Regions from separate parts of the Homo sapiens genome. Here region 1 is linked to region 2. A link is a loop called in an ENCODE intact Hi-C map of the cell type or tissue named here. Cell type or tissue: heart left ventricle. All regions are shown on one strand. Each heading gives the region's core, and the rest is flanking DNA. Links, peaks and the distances in the headings are about the cores only.

Region 1 (8,470 bases), core at 50-8,049, 49 kb after region 2:
ACACTGTTAAATGCCTTTTCTTTAAACTCTTGGCCCACAGATGGTCTTTCAAGACCTCGACTGCATCTTCAGGCACTATCCTTTGCTATGTTTATCTCAAAAATGTCCCCCGAAAAGCCACCATATTTGCTCATGTTTTCCTCTTTACCCTTTTTCCTTATTCTGAGCAGGGAAGACTTCAGTCTTTTCCCCCTTTCACTTTACCCTTTCCTACTCTATGTTGTCCTGACACGCAGCAGCAAGAGAAGGGTGTCACTTTTGAAGGCTTGATAAGCTACATGAACATAAAGCTTTGGATAGATATTCTAGCCCTATATATTAAACATTATTTTATGTTATTTTATTTTATTTTTGAGATGGAGTTTTGCTCTTGTTGCCCAGGCTGGAGTGCAGTGGCACGATCTCGGCTTACTGCAACCTCTGCCTCCTGGGTTCAAGCTACTTTCCTGCCTCAGCCTCCCGACTAGCTGGGATTACAGTGACCTGCTACCACATCTGGATCATTTTTTGTATTTTTAGTAGAAACAGGGTTTCACTGGTCTCGAACTCCTGACCTCAGGTGATCCACCCACCTCAGCCTCCCAGAGTGCTGGGATTACAGGCGTGAACAACCGCGTCTGGCTATATTAAACATCAAAGAGGACCACGCAACAAGGTCTTGGCAGGTTAACTGTTCTGATCACCTCTTCAGAGGCTCTGCCACAGGGGATACTGAGCCACTGTGTATGGGATAGTCCCAGCTCCTCTCGGTGGGCAGAAGGAGGAGAAATTTAATAAAAGAACTTTCTCCAACTAAACCTTTCACCACTTCTCCTTCAACCAAATCCAAACCCTGTATTTCAGCAGTAAAAGATTTATTAAAAGGCTAAATAAAACATTTAGTAAAGGGTAAATGCTTGCACGAACTATTGAGTACTCTCTTGGAAACATCATACAGAGAGCTGACCTTCTTGTAAAAGCTTCCCTTCATACCATTGTTTTTAGAGCAGATAAAGAGATGTGAAACCCAGCTTGCTGCTGACTCAGGCCTATGGAGAATCATACTTTGACGGATAGGATGCAGGCCCTTGGCTTTTAAATTAGCCATTGAGTTTTCCATTTCACCTAATAGCATTCAACTTAAAGAGCCATACTACTAAAGCTTACATGAAATAGACTGGTAATTTACAATGCTGATGTGTTCATTTAATTTCCACTAACAGGAATCTAAATTTTTAGTAAATCAGATATTCATGCCAGTTGGTCACTGCATTCATTTTTTGCCCTAGTGGGATACTTTGCTTGAAGGTTGTTTTAAATAAAGAGTGTTGTTTGGTGATAGAATTTACTGTGCCATAAAATAAGGCATCATACCTACTTAAATCTAATCCATTTCTTACATGTTCAGCTCATATTTTTATTTCCTCAGGGAGTATCTCTCTGTCCACTTCAATTCCCAGAGTTGTCTCTTATCCCCAAATTCTGGTATAGCAGTTAACAGTCTCTATACTATATAGCTCAATTAGAGGATGTACATAGTATTTATATGAGCTATTGCCTCCAACCAACTTATAAGACTCTAGTTAACAAAATGCTTTTACATACTTTCATGTACCTCTCATTGAACTTCCTGTGAAGGTGGCAATTTCTATGTAAATCTCACAAAGCCTAGATCCGAGCCTTCCACCTATAGGGATTTAGGTGATGACAATCTTTTGCAAAAAAGGACAACTAAAAATATAGATACCCATAGTTACACACAAACACTCACTCCACTTCTGAATGGGATTTAACATCATAGTGTGGGTTGAAATGTGTGTGTGATTCAATCCACACTATTATGTTAAATCCCACTCAGAGGGATTTAACAAGCAAAGTAAACAATCAAAGTGTGATTTGCTTACTTTGTCTTTAGAAGTAAGCAAATCAGGTGATCTACCTTCAGGATCTGAAAAATATACACCTGGGCCATCATTAGAAGAAACCCACTGCCATGCATAAATAATTAAAAAGAAGACATTGCCTAGCTCTTTTCAAGTGATTAGGGCCAAAAACTGCCCCAAAGTGTCAGGAGTTGTTTGTGTGTTTGGTTTTCTCACACGCGCATTGGATTTTGCCTGTGGTCATTCTGCCACCCCTTAAGATCTCTTAAGGAATTAAAATGAGGCATCGTTAGATTTCATTTTGATTTTATATTCAACGACAAGGTCTTCACAAGGTCACTATTAATGGGGTGCCACAGTATGCCCCCAAACCATATTTTTTGCTGAAGGTTGATTTCTTACCTTAACAACCTATTTTTTATTTGTTTTAAGATGAGTACCGTTGACCTCTGGGATATTATAATTGAAAGAATACATCTGCTTATTTAGGAAAATGTGATGTAGTAAACCAAAGGAATTAAGTTCTGGGCCATATATTTAATTAATGGTTTACTTAACAAACAGAGATTTGTTTCTGAGGCAATTCAACCAAATCTGGCCAATGGGCATTTTCAAGGCATTGATAAATGTACTCTGAACCAACAGACGTAGCTCTCCTGAGAAACAGGTCTGAAACCCATGACAAAGAGCAAGTCAAACAAGGTAGTCAAATAAATTCTGTCCTCTTCTATCTTCTTTTTAAAAGACTGAAATTTTAGTTTAAAATGAGTCCAAGGAGGGAGGGAAATAATCTGGGGACTTTGGGGAAAATTGCCCTTGAGCAAATCCCCAGATTTTAATTTCCATGAGAAGTAACAAGTTCTCTTAAGAAAGGCAGCATGCATAAAATCACTTTCTACATTCCTGTCTTGCATTATTCTCCATTGGGTATTTTTTATGTATTTATATACACTTGGAATATATGCAATGATCCATATGTATGCTAATCAAAGTTCTTAGAATGTATTACTCTTTGCTCTTTCGTAAATAAAATAGTATAAATTGGGAGCATATTTTGTCTCTGTAAAAATGCCAACAGGTAAGCCGGCCCTAGAGAAAAATGGACCAAATCAAGCTCTGCCAGAGCTCTGGAGTTTAACTGAAAGAAAGAACATCTGATTCCTGCCCAGAAAGCAACACTGAACACCTCATTTATTTTGGAGCAGAGGCTGTTGCTGGAGAAGCTGGAAGGTGAGATGGAGCACCCTAAGGTTGCCGAGGGCACCACTGCTCAGTGTAAACTCAGATATCTGGAAAATGCAAGGCTTCAAAGTTAAGGATTGGAAAGGCAGGAGGTGAGCAAGCCTGAGGCCCTCCTCAGCTCAGGGCCTTGGCCAAGCGACAGGAGCTGGACAGGGGCAAGAGCCAAGTGGAGGAGCAGTGCTTTCCGTGCGTCAGCTATCCCTCCAGAGGAGAGTCTAACCACATTCCCGACTCCAGTTCTCTTTATTCTCATAATTCTTAAATGACAGAAGATGATGCCTTAATGTGTTATCTACATCGTTCTGAAAAATACTTGCATTTCCTTCCGTCACATCTAATCAAATTCATTATAAAAGTTCCTGTTTCGTAACTACAAAACTGCTCTAAAGAATGTTACTTTTTTATTTAAAAAAAATGAAGGGTTACTGGGGGAAAGAAAGTCTACTTATCAATACTTCTTTTGACTCCAATGACAAAGTAAAATATATTTCTCATTTCTGGTCCATTCTCTTTCAATATAAAATGTCTGTGCACTCTTGCTTCATTAGACAAAGCATTCCTTTAATATCTTGGTCTGTTTTTATTTGATTTAAAGAATGACAGTTGCAAAAGGATATCTAACGGAACACTAGAGGTACACAGCTTGGCACATACAAAATATTCTGAATGAGTTTTCTTACAGATGGATGATTCTTTTAAGTGGGCTCAGTTGTGTGCTTTCCCCAGTTTGCATCTGAGTCTTGTGGTCAACTGAGAAGTGTCTTGTTCAGAACAGTAGTAGAGAGAGAACCAGCTCATACTGTCTTATTAATATTTTCTGGAAGCTCTGATAATTACTTTGGAGTTTCAACTTAACTTGCTAACTTTCTAGTCCTTGGGGGTAAAATTTTTGCTTCTTGTTTTAAAAAAAATCCAATTAACAAATTGCAACCTATGAGATAGATGCAGTGAAAATCAACCCAAATAGGAAATTCTGCTCAATTATTTTCCATATGACTTGCATGGACCAGGGAGGTGCTGATTTAGCAGAACGCTAAACCATGATGTAAATTTGGATCCCCTGTTTCCCTTTGTTCCTCCTCTCTCTTTTGTAATGTCTGCATTTTGGCATTTCTGCATTGCCTCTTTGGTTTCAGAGCTTTCTCACCGAGCCATTTCCCGTGGAAAAAAAAAAAAAAAAGAAGGAATATAGCAATTAGCATACATTATGTGGCTGTACCAAAAGCTATACTCACAAACATGTCTGCATGACAGACAAGTGGGCTGTGTTTCATCTTGTTTCCTGGACTGCCCCGTCCTGCCCACAGTCTGCCATTTGCCAACGGGAAGAAGCCAGCCCTTCCCTTCCTCCACCATCAGCTTTCCCAGCACTGCGCGCCAGTCAGCTTGCGAGCTCAAAGTACTACTTAATGAGTTTTTAATTCAGTTTTGACTCTGGAACCCAGCCAGCTACTGCTGCCTGGGGCTTGCATTTCCCTTTACACATCCTCGGCGAATAGTCATAAAGACAAGACGCTTCACTGTTGGATTTCTACAGGGAGGATTAGCTCGGCCTCGGGCCTCACATTATCACCAGGTCTTGCTGGCTGCAGACAAAAAAAGGGCTAAAGGGAGTTATCTCACAGAGCCAGGGGGAGAATCAGGAAGACACCTCTGAGTGCTGGGAAGCTGCTGTCTCGACCTCTCTAGGGAGTGAACACTGCTGTTATCAGTGGGCCACAGTTCAGTGAGAACTAGACTACACGGAATATTTTGGAGGCCAAATTTACATGCATTTTTACAAACAGATGCCCATCGTGTACCGGGATCCTGGAATACTCCTCTCCACCAAGGTTCCAGTGGCCACTTCTTTCTCTCCCCAGAGGCTGGAAAGGGGTCTGCACACTGCCCTTACCTCCCTGGATTCTGTTGACGATCATGAAATCAGTGCTGCTTAGGGAGGCTCTGTACAAGCCACAGAAGCTATTACTCTAGGAGAAAATGTTGAGAAAACTCTCTGAGGCTTAAAGTGCTGGGATATACCTTGTACATGATGTAGTTTCTCCTACATTTGCCAAACCACAGCTAGCATATTACAGGGTAAAATTTCAGGGCCTGGGACTTGCAGCCAGAAGACCTGGGTTTAAGTCCTCTTGCCACTAGTGTCATTTGGAGCAAGTAACACTGAGCCCTGTCTATTAAATGGGGATAATAATAATGCCTACCCTAAGAGTTGTTGTGAGGGTAGAACATGATGGGATCTCAGAGCTACTGAAATGTTTGCTATCACTAGGATTTCTCCCTTCTAGTCTATCTGGTTCTACAGTTAGGCTTTGTAGCTTGCTCTGTCACAGCACATAGCATGCTCTATCACGGTGTCTCCCAACATGCAGTACATGTTCTACTGGCAGTATGCAAGATTGGGGTGATACACTTATGAGCTTTTTCACATTTTAATAGTAATGCATATTTTATATGTAATGAATATGTTTATGGTTATATGGCACTGCTTTTTCATCTAGGGTAGTGATATAGTCCTGTTCAATAAATGGCTAAGTGAACTAATGATCATTACATCCCATCCTCTTATTTAGTGGATGGGAAAACTGAGCCCAAGAGGTCATGTGACTTGCCCAAGGTCCTGTTCCTGGTTTTTGGCCAGGAACAGGACTGTTGGTTGTTCTTGGTTCTTCCTCCTGGCCACAGACTCCTTCGGACCATTGAATCCCCTAAGTAACATCTCTATTCTATTAGCGTTTTAACCAACTGATGTACAACATTTTAAATTCCGATTTATTTTAGATTCTGGGTCTGTGGACTTGACGTATATTCTATGACTTAAGTATCTATTCATTCATTCATTGATTTGACAAATATATATTAGGAACTTCCTATATGCCAGGTCCTGGAGATAGTGGTCAGCAAGACTTCCATTCTAGTAGGGGCAGAGGAGCAAAAATAAACAAATAATTAAGACAATTATCAGACAATGATTGGCAAAGAATTAAAATATGGACATGTGAAAAAAAGCAAATTGGGTGACTATATTTTGACCAGGGGACCAAGAAAGATTAAGGTCAAGGAATCCACTACAAATTAGCTGACAAAATTACCTTTTATTTGTAAAGTGTAGGCTTCAGTGGGTCCTGTACTTTGGTTTTAGCCTTTCAAAGTTCTCATGGTATTAAAATAGCAACAGTAGGGCACTGTATCATACAAGACATATATGTCCAATTGCTAACAGGTAAACCCAGTTGAAAAGAGGGAAAAAAACAAGGAAGAAAGGAAAGAGACTCTTCCAAGAAAAATACTCATTCATGGGTAAATATCACCTATGAATAGAGATAAAACCCCCTAACAAATAAATATTAAAATTGTTTGAACAAAATACCCTTGCAAGTAAAAACACGCAGGGAAAGCAATGTTCACCCAGCGGACTGAGAGCTCTTCTGTTTAAGACCACAAGCCTTACCCTGTCCCTGAGGATATGCAGAGGAGCTGGAACTGAGGTCCCACCCACCTCAGAATGGATGTCTTAGTTAATTACTGAAGGCAACTGCGCTGGTTCCCTGGTTACCCTGCACATGATTTCCATGATCCTTTGCCACTGTCATATCAGGCATGAGCTCTACAACTCAGACAAGAAAGCTGGCACCAGCAAAGAGATGAGTTGGCAACATTACCAGGGAAACAGTTCCCATCCAGCCCATCATCAGCCCCTTTTTAAACTGTAAGAAGAGACCCAGAGAATAGCCAAATTAGTGTCATTCAATGAAGGAACCACTGCTCTTCAACTCAAGATGCCCCCAAAATTCTGATGCTAAAAATAAATTTCATACCACAGATGATGTCACCCTTGTCACAGTCCTGGCCTAGATTATCAACACCCTCACCTGAACTATGAAACAATGCCTCCTACCTTGTGAAAACCCTGGGAACCAGGTCTCTGGGATGAAATGATGCAGTCCAATTAGAAGTCTTATAGCAGGCTGGGCGTGGCAGCTCATGCCTGTAATCCCAGCAGTTTGAGAGGCCAAGACAGGAGGATCACTTGAACCCAGGAGCTCAAGACCAGCCTGGGCAACATAACAAGACTCTGCCTCTACAAAAAATTAGCCAGGTGTGGTGGTACATGTCCCAAGTACTTGTCCTAGCTACTTGGGATGTTGAGGTGGGAGGATCACTTGAGCCTGGAGGTCAAGGCTGCAGTTAGCCCTGATTGTGCCACTGTACTCCAGTCTGGGTGACAGAGCAAGACCCTGTCTCAAAAAAAAAAAAAAAAAAAAAGAAAAAAAAAAAAAGAGAGAGAGAGAAAGAAAGAAAAGAAAAAAGAAAAAAGTCATATAGCCTGTAACACAGGGTTACAGAAATATGAATTTATATGGATCTATTCCAAACCTCTGTTTTACAGATGAAGACATTAAGGTTCAGAAAGGCTAAGTGACTTGTCCGAAGTCACACAGCAAGATAATGGCAGAGCCAGGAGTAATGTGCAGGTATCCACACATTCACCCTCCCCAAAGCAAGAGGCTGAGGTTGCTCCCACAGGACCTCATGCCCTTACAGCTCTATGATCCCGACACCTCCTTCCTATATCCATACTTTATCCCACACCAAATGGAAGCATTCTATTAAATGAGCTCATCTCAAGTGGCAAAAAAAGTATCTGATTCCTAATCTAGACATGACTCAGATTCCTTATTGGAAGCACAGATGGGCTGCAAGAGAAGCAGTTTAAGCTCAATTCTTAGGTTACCTATTTGGGTCAATGATGGTAAAAGCATGGAATCTCATCCAGTTGGCTACAAATGTTGGGCTAGAGGCAATCACACATCCTCCCTTCTTTTGGAAAAGAAATAGACTAGGAAACATAACTGCCTTATTTACAAAGCTATCTAGAGTCAGAGAACTCTTCACACAGTATGTCCAGTGAGTCTTCTCTCCTTAGGTTTCTCTATATTTTTCTTTCTTTTTTTTTTTTTTTTTTTTTGAGATGGAGTCTCATTCTGTCACCCAGGCTGGAGTTCAGTGGCGTGATATTGGCTCACCACAACCTCCACCTCCCAGGTTCAAGCAATTCTCCTGCCTCAGTCTCCCAAGTAGCTGGGACTATAGGCACGCACCACCATGCCCAGCTAATTTTTGTATTTTTAGGACAGACAGGGTGTCACTATGTTGGCCAGGCTGGTCTCGATCTCCTGACTTCGTGATCTGCCCACCTCAGCCTCCCAAAGTGCTGGGATTACAGGCGTGAGCCCCCACACCCAGCCGAGGCTCCTCTATATTTTTCTTTCACAGAGACCCCTCATGACAAACTTTAAATGATGAGTGAAATGAAAATCCCCACAAGTGCACTGGAAGGCTTCAAGCCAGGTGGCATAATCACT
Region 2 (8,431 bases), core at 1-8,000:
CTTTCTGAGTGCAAGCTGCACTGTGAGCTGGCTGTGGGATACTCACACATTCCCACATTCTCCTTTCTGCCACATCTCGCCCTTCTGGACCTGCACTGGGAGAAATTCAGGACAGGAGTGAACTCAAGGCCATGAACTCACTGGATTTCCATTTTTAGGCACCCATAGGGATGTTTTTAGGATGTAAGTTTCTGAGGAGAAAGCTAGCTCTAGCATGAAGCTTTTTTGGATTGGCTTCTCCATCGTGTTGGGGTAACATTTTTTTTCCAATTTTTTTTTTCCCAAAACATCGTCTCAGCTCATTTATCAAGTAGGTAAAATGAGCCTTTTGTGTACACACAGAGGCACATGTGCATGCACACACAACTTGTGAACACACATTTCTGTTAAAGAAGTTAGAAAATGAGAGATGGGTTGGGGCTTGAAGTGCATCAGAGGTATGAATGTTGTAAAACTGTCAGGAGATGTAAAATTCCTTTCTGAAGTGTCTCTTCTGTGAAAGGGTTCAGAGCAGATTTTGCTTACTATGTAGTGTTGCCCTTAAGTACAGTGGTGTAATTTTATTCAAGATTGTGCTCTTCTATCAAAAGCCTCTGGAAATAAATGTTCCGGGATCATGTTAGTGTACTCTTTATCTTTGGGGAAAGGGAGGAGGGAGAGGGACTCATTATTGTTACTATGATTTTGAGGAGTGTACTTTAAACCCTCCCCCATTAAACTATGGGATTTATTGTAATAATGATAACTGCCACCACTAATATTTATTAAGGACTTAACTGTAGGCTGAAAACCCAAGCAGCCCTATGAGGGAGGTACCAGTGTCCCCATTTTATGAAACAAAGCAGCTCTCCTGCTGCTCCTCTCCCTGCCTGTGGCCTCCATATAGAACCGCAGTAGTCAGGATCCAACACAGGGCCCTTTAGACTAGCAAAGCTGCTGAATCTTACTTAGGTAGAGGGCCGTGACCAAAAGTCAGTTCCAACATTTTGGTTTACCAACAACAGGAGTTTTTCAGCCACTCTCTCATTACATTAAGAGGAACATTCAACACAAACAAAAGGGCAACTTTTGCCCAGTAAATTAATGACTGTCACAACATGAAGTATCTGGTTAAGGCTTTGGCTCATCGTTTTGCCTTCATTTTTCCTCCCTCTCCAGCCCCAATGTACTTTACTTCTCTTCTTCACCAAAAGAGACCACTTCTGCCACTGTACTGTGGTCCCACAGGAATTTCCATGTTCCCTCCTCCTCAGGATTCCTTCCACACTTGTGCCCCATTTCTCAGGACTCTTGGAGTCTTTCCCCTCCAAATATTCTGCCCTTTCCCCATGTCCTTATCTCCTGAGCTATAGGATACTCTCCTGCCTTCCTTCACAATTGGCTCTTCCCAATACAGTTGTCCTTTGTCCCTTTCCCTGATGTCATCTTCCATATTTCTTCCATGTGGATGGAGAAACTGCTCTTGGTGCCCTGGCCTCTGGAGGTTACCTCAACTGGATCATCTCCCAGTAACAAATTACCTTCTGCAGCTGACCTGCCATAGTCACAGCCAAACCTCCAGCCTCATCACGAATCCGAGATCTTAGATCCTGAAGTCCCCACTCTCCCAGGCTCGTCTCGTACCATGACTGCTGCTGAACCAACTTGCTCTGTAATTTCCTGCCTGCTAATCCTTAGCCTTTACCCCATCACCCAAACTCTTGGTCTCCAGAATCTGCTTCTCTTCCAGTGTGGGCCCCATGGTCAGCCATCCCCATGTTCTCATTAGCATCTTCATTTTCTCTCACTCCCTTTATCTAGGCTCACTTGCCAGCCTTCGACCTACATCCTTGCACCCATCTATTATGGGTAGAATTGTGTTCCCTAAAAAAGGTAAGTTGTATCCCTAATCCCCAGTCCCTTAGAATCTGACCTTAGTTGGAAATAAGTTTGTACTGAGGTAATCAAATATAGAGTGAGATCATCAGGGTCAGCCTGATCCAATTTGGTGTTTTTTTAAAAGGGGAAATTTGCACACACAGACTCACAGAGGGAAGATGAGCATGTGACCGTACAGGCCCAGGAACACCAAGGCTTGCCAGCAAACACCAGAAGTTAGAAGGGGTAAGGACGCTTCTCCCCTAGAGCCGTCAGAGAAAGCTTGGCCCTGCAGACACCTTGATTTCTGAGTTCTAGCCTTCAGAACTGTTATTTTAAGCCACACCATTTTTGGTACTTTGTTACTGCAGCCCTAGGAAACTGATAACACCACCATTCATTTTCTCTTTGGTTCTGACTTACTAAGTGTAGATATATAAAGTCATAATATTAGGCTGATTAGATTCTTCTACAAAATTATGGCTGTTCTCTTCAACTCAATAGTCCTTCCTTTAATTGACTCTCATTTTTGCTTCCATAGCTTTTCTGTTCTGCGTTAGCTCGAAGCCCTGCCCTCAGAACTACAAGCAGATGTTCTCTCCATCATCCTTCCTACTTTCAAATAATAGGTATCCCCTCCCTCCTTTCAAAGCTTAGGCTCTTCATTTGTGACCTTGGCCCATACCTGCCCACCTGTTCTACACATTCAAGCATTCCCTTTCCGTCTTATAGCATCTCTGTTGATTTCTTCTTCTAAGTCTACAGTCTTATTCAAGACCTTATTCAACACTTTTTAACAGCAAAAAATCCTTTACCCTGCCATCAGTCAAGCTGTCATGCTATGTCTCCTTCCTTATGTCTCCAAACTTCTTGAAAGGGTATCTACACTTACTGGCTCATTGTTCATTCATTAGAGGCTGAGAATTTGGCTTATAGCTTTACCACTCTGCTGCACAACATGGTCATCAACTACAGTGATCTTTTTTTTTTTTTTTCCTTTTAAATGCTCTGCTCCATTTGGTACCACTGACCACCCCTTATAAGCTTGCTGTCTGCAGCAGACTTACTGTCTGTTCCAGCACTGCTTTCGCAAGCTCTCAAGTGTTCGGTGTATACTGTGTACAAGGCACTATACAAGTGCTATGGAGTTTACAAGGATGAATAAACTATAGATTTTACCCTCAAATAACTTAGATTCTAGTGAGGCTGGCACATCCACACCCGTCAATACACAGCTGAAAGGTGTCGTTAGACAAACAGTTAATGTATGTGGGAGTTCACAGGAAGATCACTTTAAGCCCAGTGATGGGAAAAACTCTAATGAAGGGAATTAATTGCCTGCTTTGTGCATTAATTAGTCACATATGAGTGCCTCAAGCTGCCCTGGGGTCCTCTTTCCACAGAGGCTTGTGTGATGTGTTCATGAGAAAATACTTTAAATTAAGCTAAAATGAACAATTCAGATTAAACTTGTTTTGGCCCACATCCCATACTTACCTTGGCCATAAAAAGGAAAAAAAAGCAAGGCGGTGGAAAGAAGAAAAGAAAGAAAAATGATAAGGTATTATCCTCCCCTCAGTGCTGTGTTGCCTTGGCACCCAGCCTTGCATCCTGTTTTCCGACCTTCTCGTTGGCTGTGGAATCAGGTAGGTGTGTGAGAAGATTGGTTTAGATTCTACAAGAAGTAGTCAGAGGCCTTGAAAATAAGTTGATTATACCACAGTGGCTCACACCTGTAATCCCAGTACTTTGGGAGGCCGGGCCAGAGGATCACTTGAGGTCAGGAGCTCGAGACCAGCCCGGCTAACATAGCAAAACTCTGTCTCTACTAAAAAATACAAAAATTAGCTGGGTGTGGTGGTTGGCACCTGTAATCCCAGCTATTCAGGAGGCTGAGGCAGGAGAATCGATTGAACCTGGGAGGCAGAGGTTGCAGTGAGCCAAGATTGAGCCAATGCACTCCAGCCTGGGCAACAGAGCGAGACCAAAAAAGTTGATTAAAACCTTTTTTCACACTGAAAACAATTAGTTTTGCCATTCTTTGTTGTCTTTACTTTTGTGCATCTTCCCTGAAAATATACTGCAGCATTCTACTTTTTTCTTTTTGCTGCAGGTATCTGATGAGCTTTGGGAAACTCTCTTATTTTAACCACTGAGGAAAGGAAAAGCAGCTGCTGTGGTGGAACAGAGAACTTAGAATTAGGTATGAAAAACATTTCTAGAAGCTCATTGTGTCACTTAGGCCCCCCAGGAAGCAGATCAGCATCAGAGTCAGAGGTAACAGTGAAAGCAGTTTTGGGGGGATAAAGCCTGTGAAAAATGAAAGGAGGTGGAATTGGGATTGGGTGAGGAAAGCCTTCAGGTGGAGGTCCTACATCTGCAAAAGGAAAGGAGGGAGGAAGCACCACCGCCTAGCCTCTATTGCTTGAGGGGGGAGATTTTCAACACCCATCATCCCTATTGCCAACAACACCAAGCATAACCTCCTTTTCTATTGTGAGTTCTAGTCTGCTACCAAACCTGGTGACACAGGTGCCTGCTCACCAGTGCCCTTCCCCAGTGCATTCCCAATGGCCTCGATGAGCGGCGTGCCACCTGGCCCTCGAGGGAACATAGTTCTCTGCTGGGTCTTCTGGCTTCCTGTGATATATGTATCCACTCCAGGAGGCTACCCTGAGACTTGTAATCCTTTTCTCCTGGATCTGCCAGGTCAATTCGGGTATTTCAGTGGTTCTCAGTTCAGGCTATCCCTTTCTCCAGGCTTTTTTTATGAGCCATTGTTGCAGCAAGTCTGCAACACCCCCTGGAGTGTTAAACCCCTTAAGCATTTTATGGATTCTGAATTAATTATTTAGAACTAATTGGTGAGATTGGCCCTAGACTTTAAACTCCATGAAGACAGGCACTCTGTGTGTCTTGTTCATGGTTGTGGCCCAACACACAGAACAGGCATTACCATGAGGAGGGGGCTTATAAACATTTATTGAATGAATTATTTTTTATTAGGTTAAAAGGAAAGTCCTCCAACTGAGGTATAATTCCCAGCAGAAATTCTGAGATGCTAGAAGCCGTATGTCCTAAGCTGAGGTAGTTTAATGCCAAAGAAAGCCTCTTTGGATTTCTACGAAGTGTAGTGTAAGCCAAAATTGACACCAGGAGGAAGGTTTGTGGGGAAAAAATAGGGGGGTGAGCATGGTGTATCATATCAGAATTCTCTTCTACATATGTATATCACACCTGCCTCAAAGCAGGGAGTTAGGAAGTGATGAAGCTGTAACACAAATCTTATCATTTATAGACCAATAATAAAAGCCAATGTTTATTGACCATCTATAGCCAAGTGCCATATTAAATTTTTGTATGCATGATCTTATTTAACCCACAAGAATATGCCCATTATTACAGCTCTTTCTATATACAAGATAACAAAGACTTAGAGAAGTGATTAAATGCCAGGGTTTCCCTCTGTGAATTGGAGAGCCAGGGTCAAACCCATATCTGACTCCTAAAGTGCAGTCCCAAACTCGGAAGATCACTGTCTCAGTTTAGGTTCCCCCTAAAGCAAGACAGGAGACAGAAATTGAGTGCCGGTGCATTAGTTGGAGGTGATCTTACTAAAGCAGGTGAGGGAAGGAGAAATTGAGACAGGGTAGAAAGGAGAGCCAACAAAGGGTGCATAATTGAGTGGATTGTGGAAACCAGCTCATTCTTGCTGTGGACCCTCTGAGAGACTCTGAAGAGCACACCTCAGCAGTTCCTCTGAAAGGCAAGGAAGCAGCTAAGTATTTGCCCATTCAGTCTATTCCCTCATGGGTTGGGAGCACTATAGCCTACTCCTAGTGCAGCGCCATCACACTCCCATGACCAGGAAACACCCTTGGGCAGAGACCAGGAAGAACTTAGATTCTAGTGAGGCTGGCACATTCGCACCTGTCAACACACAGTTGAAAGGTGTCGTTAGAGAAACACCATCCACTGGTGGAGAACTGTCTGCAGATGACCAGGAGTAAGCCCAGGGCAGTGGTTCTCAACCAAGAGTGATTTTGTTTCCAGGGGACGTTTGGTAATGCCAATGTATTTTTGATTAGGCTGCTATTAGCATCTGACATTTGATAATGTCAAGGTATTTTGAGGGGCTGCTATTAGCATCTCGTTCGTAGAGGTCAAGGATGCTGCTAAACATCTTACAGTGCACAGGACAGTCCCTCACAACAAGGAGCTATCTGGTCCAAGATGTTAGTAGTGCCGACGTTAGAAACCCTGGCCTAGGGTTTACAGATGGAGCATTCACAGGACTTTTTCAGGGAATGTAGATGAGACCCAACAATGATATTTGTAGCAAATAGCTCATTCACAAATGATATTTCAGGCTAGAAGAATAATAGTAGCTGTTTCTTGTCTAACTCTGAATATAAATATAAAATATGCAATGATGCAGAGTAGGCCATTATTCTTCCTAAGTAAGATCCATTAGGGAAAAGAGTAAATGGTGATTTGTATGGTTTTGCTGTCTGGTTGTAACTGGAGTAGGACTTTTGAGTTCCAAAATGTAGATGCTGTGAAGTGACCTTGCGTGAGTCAGTGGAAGGTGATTCTGCTGGCACCCTGCGCATAGGTGAGAAAGAGATGAAGTGGAAAAAGGTCTCAGAGAGCTTTGACTTTAGTGAGTCATCAAAGCAGAAAATGTGGTGTGGTTGTATTTTCATGAGCTTTTCGAATTCTGAAAATGATCAATTTTTAAAATTTTGCTTTAGGAAATGGTTGGAAAGGAGCGCTTTTCAACAAAGCAAAATTTCCTTTTATTCTAAATAACAGCCTCTTAGCTTGAAAATAACCTCTTATTCCCCATTGATTTGGCCTTTTTGCTGATACTGCATACTGCTTTGAGGATGTTATTACCTGTGTGGTAACAGGGAAATCCAAACAAACGATGGTGGCAACGCTGCTGAGGTTGTGGCAGTAACCACTAGGATCTTTGTTTAAAACAAAATCATTGCTTGAGCTGTGTGATTATTATGTACAAAAGAGAGTCCAGATCTGAGCTGGACATATTCAGAAAACAAGAAGTTTATTCTTGTAAAAAGCACCTGAAAATAAATTTCATCATGGATTTTAAATGCTGGATCAAGGACTATGATGAAGATGTATAAAAGGGGTATTATATCCTCTGATGCCCTCAGTGGTAGAATTGTTTGGTTTTTTGGCTTTTATTTCCCATGATGCTTCATCTCTGCAGAGTTCAAACTTCTAATCCTTAAAACACCCTCCAAAGTGAATATGCATATGATAGTAGGTAGAATAGACCATTAATGCCCATTACAAATGTCCTCCATTGATAGCATGCTGGGCCACTGCTGGGTATGAGTGTTTCCCAGGCTCTGGCTCATTAGTTCCCATCTTTTTTTTTTTTTTTTTTTTTTTTGAGACAGAGTCTCACTCTGTTACCCAGGCTGGATTCTCCTGCCTCAGCCTCCTGAGTGGCTGGGATTACAGGTACGCACCACCACGCCTGGTTAATTTTTGTATTTTCACTAGAGACGAGGTTTCACCACGTTGGTGAGGCTGGTCTCAAACTCCTGACCTCAAGTGATCCACCCGCCTTGGCCTCCCAAAGTGCTGGGATTACAGGTGTGAGCCACCACACTGGGCTTTGCCCCAACCTTGATCACAAAAATAATAGTCATATGGAGACCAGGAAGGTAGAGAAAAAGAGAGTGCTAGGTAAATGGTGGAGATTGCAACTTAAGATAAGGTGGTTAGGGAAGGCCTTCCTGAGAAAATGACATTTGAACAAAAACCCACATGGGTGAGATTGAAAACCGTGGAATCACCTGGAGAAAATGCATGTTGAGCAAAGGAAATAGCATAAAGGCCTTGAGATGAAAGGCTGAATGCCTGAGGAATAGCAAGGAGGCCAGTATGGCTGGAGCAGAATGTGTAAGGTGGAAAGAAGTGGGAAATGAAGTCGGAGAGAAGGGGTAGAGGAGGAATGAATTGTGTAAGCCTTCTTAGCCCATCAGTAAAGACATTGGCTTTTACTCTAAGATGAGAACTTACTCAAGAGCTTTGAGCATGGGTGGCATGATCTGACTTAACATTTTTAGAGGATTACTCTACTGTAGCTGCAACATGGAGAATAAGCTAGGAGGGCAAAGATAGGAAACCGGAAGGTCAATTAGGATGCTCCTGCAATAAACCAGGAGAGAAATGATTGACTTGGACAAGGGTAGTAACCGTGAATGTGAGGAGAAGGTATCAGACTGATATATTTTGAAGGTCAAGCCAGCAGTACTTGCCGGCCAGTTGATTTGCTGATGGGCCAAAATTTTTGGCCTGAACAACAAGAATATGTATTTGCCATTTACTGAGGTAGAAAAGCCTAGGAGAGAAGCAGTTTGCAAATGGAGATCAGGGGTTTGTTTGGGGACATGTTACATTTGGTTTAGGGTATTTTAAAGACTCCTATTGGATATCCACATGGAGATTTTAATGGGCACTGGATATATGAATTTGGAGGTAAGGGATGATGTACAGGCTGCAGATATAACTATAAAAATCATCAGTTTACACATGG

The links. Peaks named below come from ENCODE experiments on the same cell type or tissue, not always from the same donor. Only the 100,000 strongest peaks of a DNase experiment are listed, where the experiment ranks them.
Region 1: it touches region 2 in a loop (5-fold over the local background); 1 of 110 quality-filtered maps calls a loop at or near these places.

The regions. Positions count from the first base shown.
Region 1 is chr5:72,162,831-72,171,300 of GRCh38, reverse strand. All of the region lies in intron 2 of MAP1B (microtubule associated protein 1B), which reads right to left. MIR4803 (microRNA 4803) reads right to left here and starts at 1,834; the gene lies at 1,761-1,834. In heart left ventricle, for the core only: no CTCF peak of the experiment used is centred there; DNase peaks (open chromatin) are centred at 3,250 and 4,480; H3K4me3 peaks cover 788 bases; H3K27ac peaks cover 860 bases.
Region 2 is chr5:72,211,714-72,220,144 of GRCh38, reverse strand. It overlaps MRPS27 (mitochondrial ribosomal protein S27), which reads left to right. Exons shown (of 11, transcript NM_015084.3): 11 at 1-742. Among named protein-coding and RNA genes, the nearest start is that of MIR4803, 46 kb to the right of the region's middle. In heart left ventricle, for the core only: no CTCF peak of the experiment used is centred there; no DNase peak of the experiment used is centred there.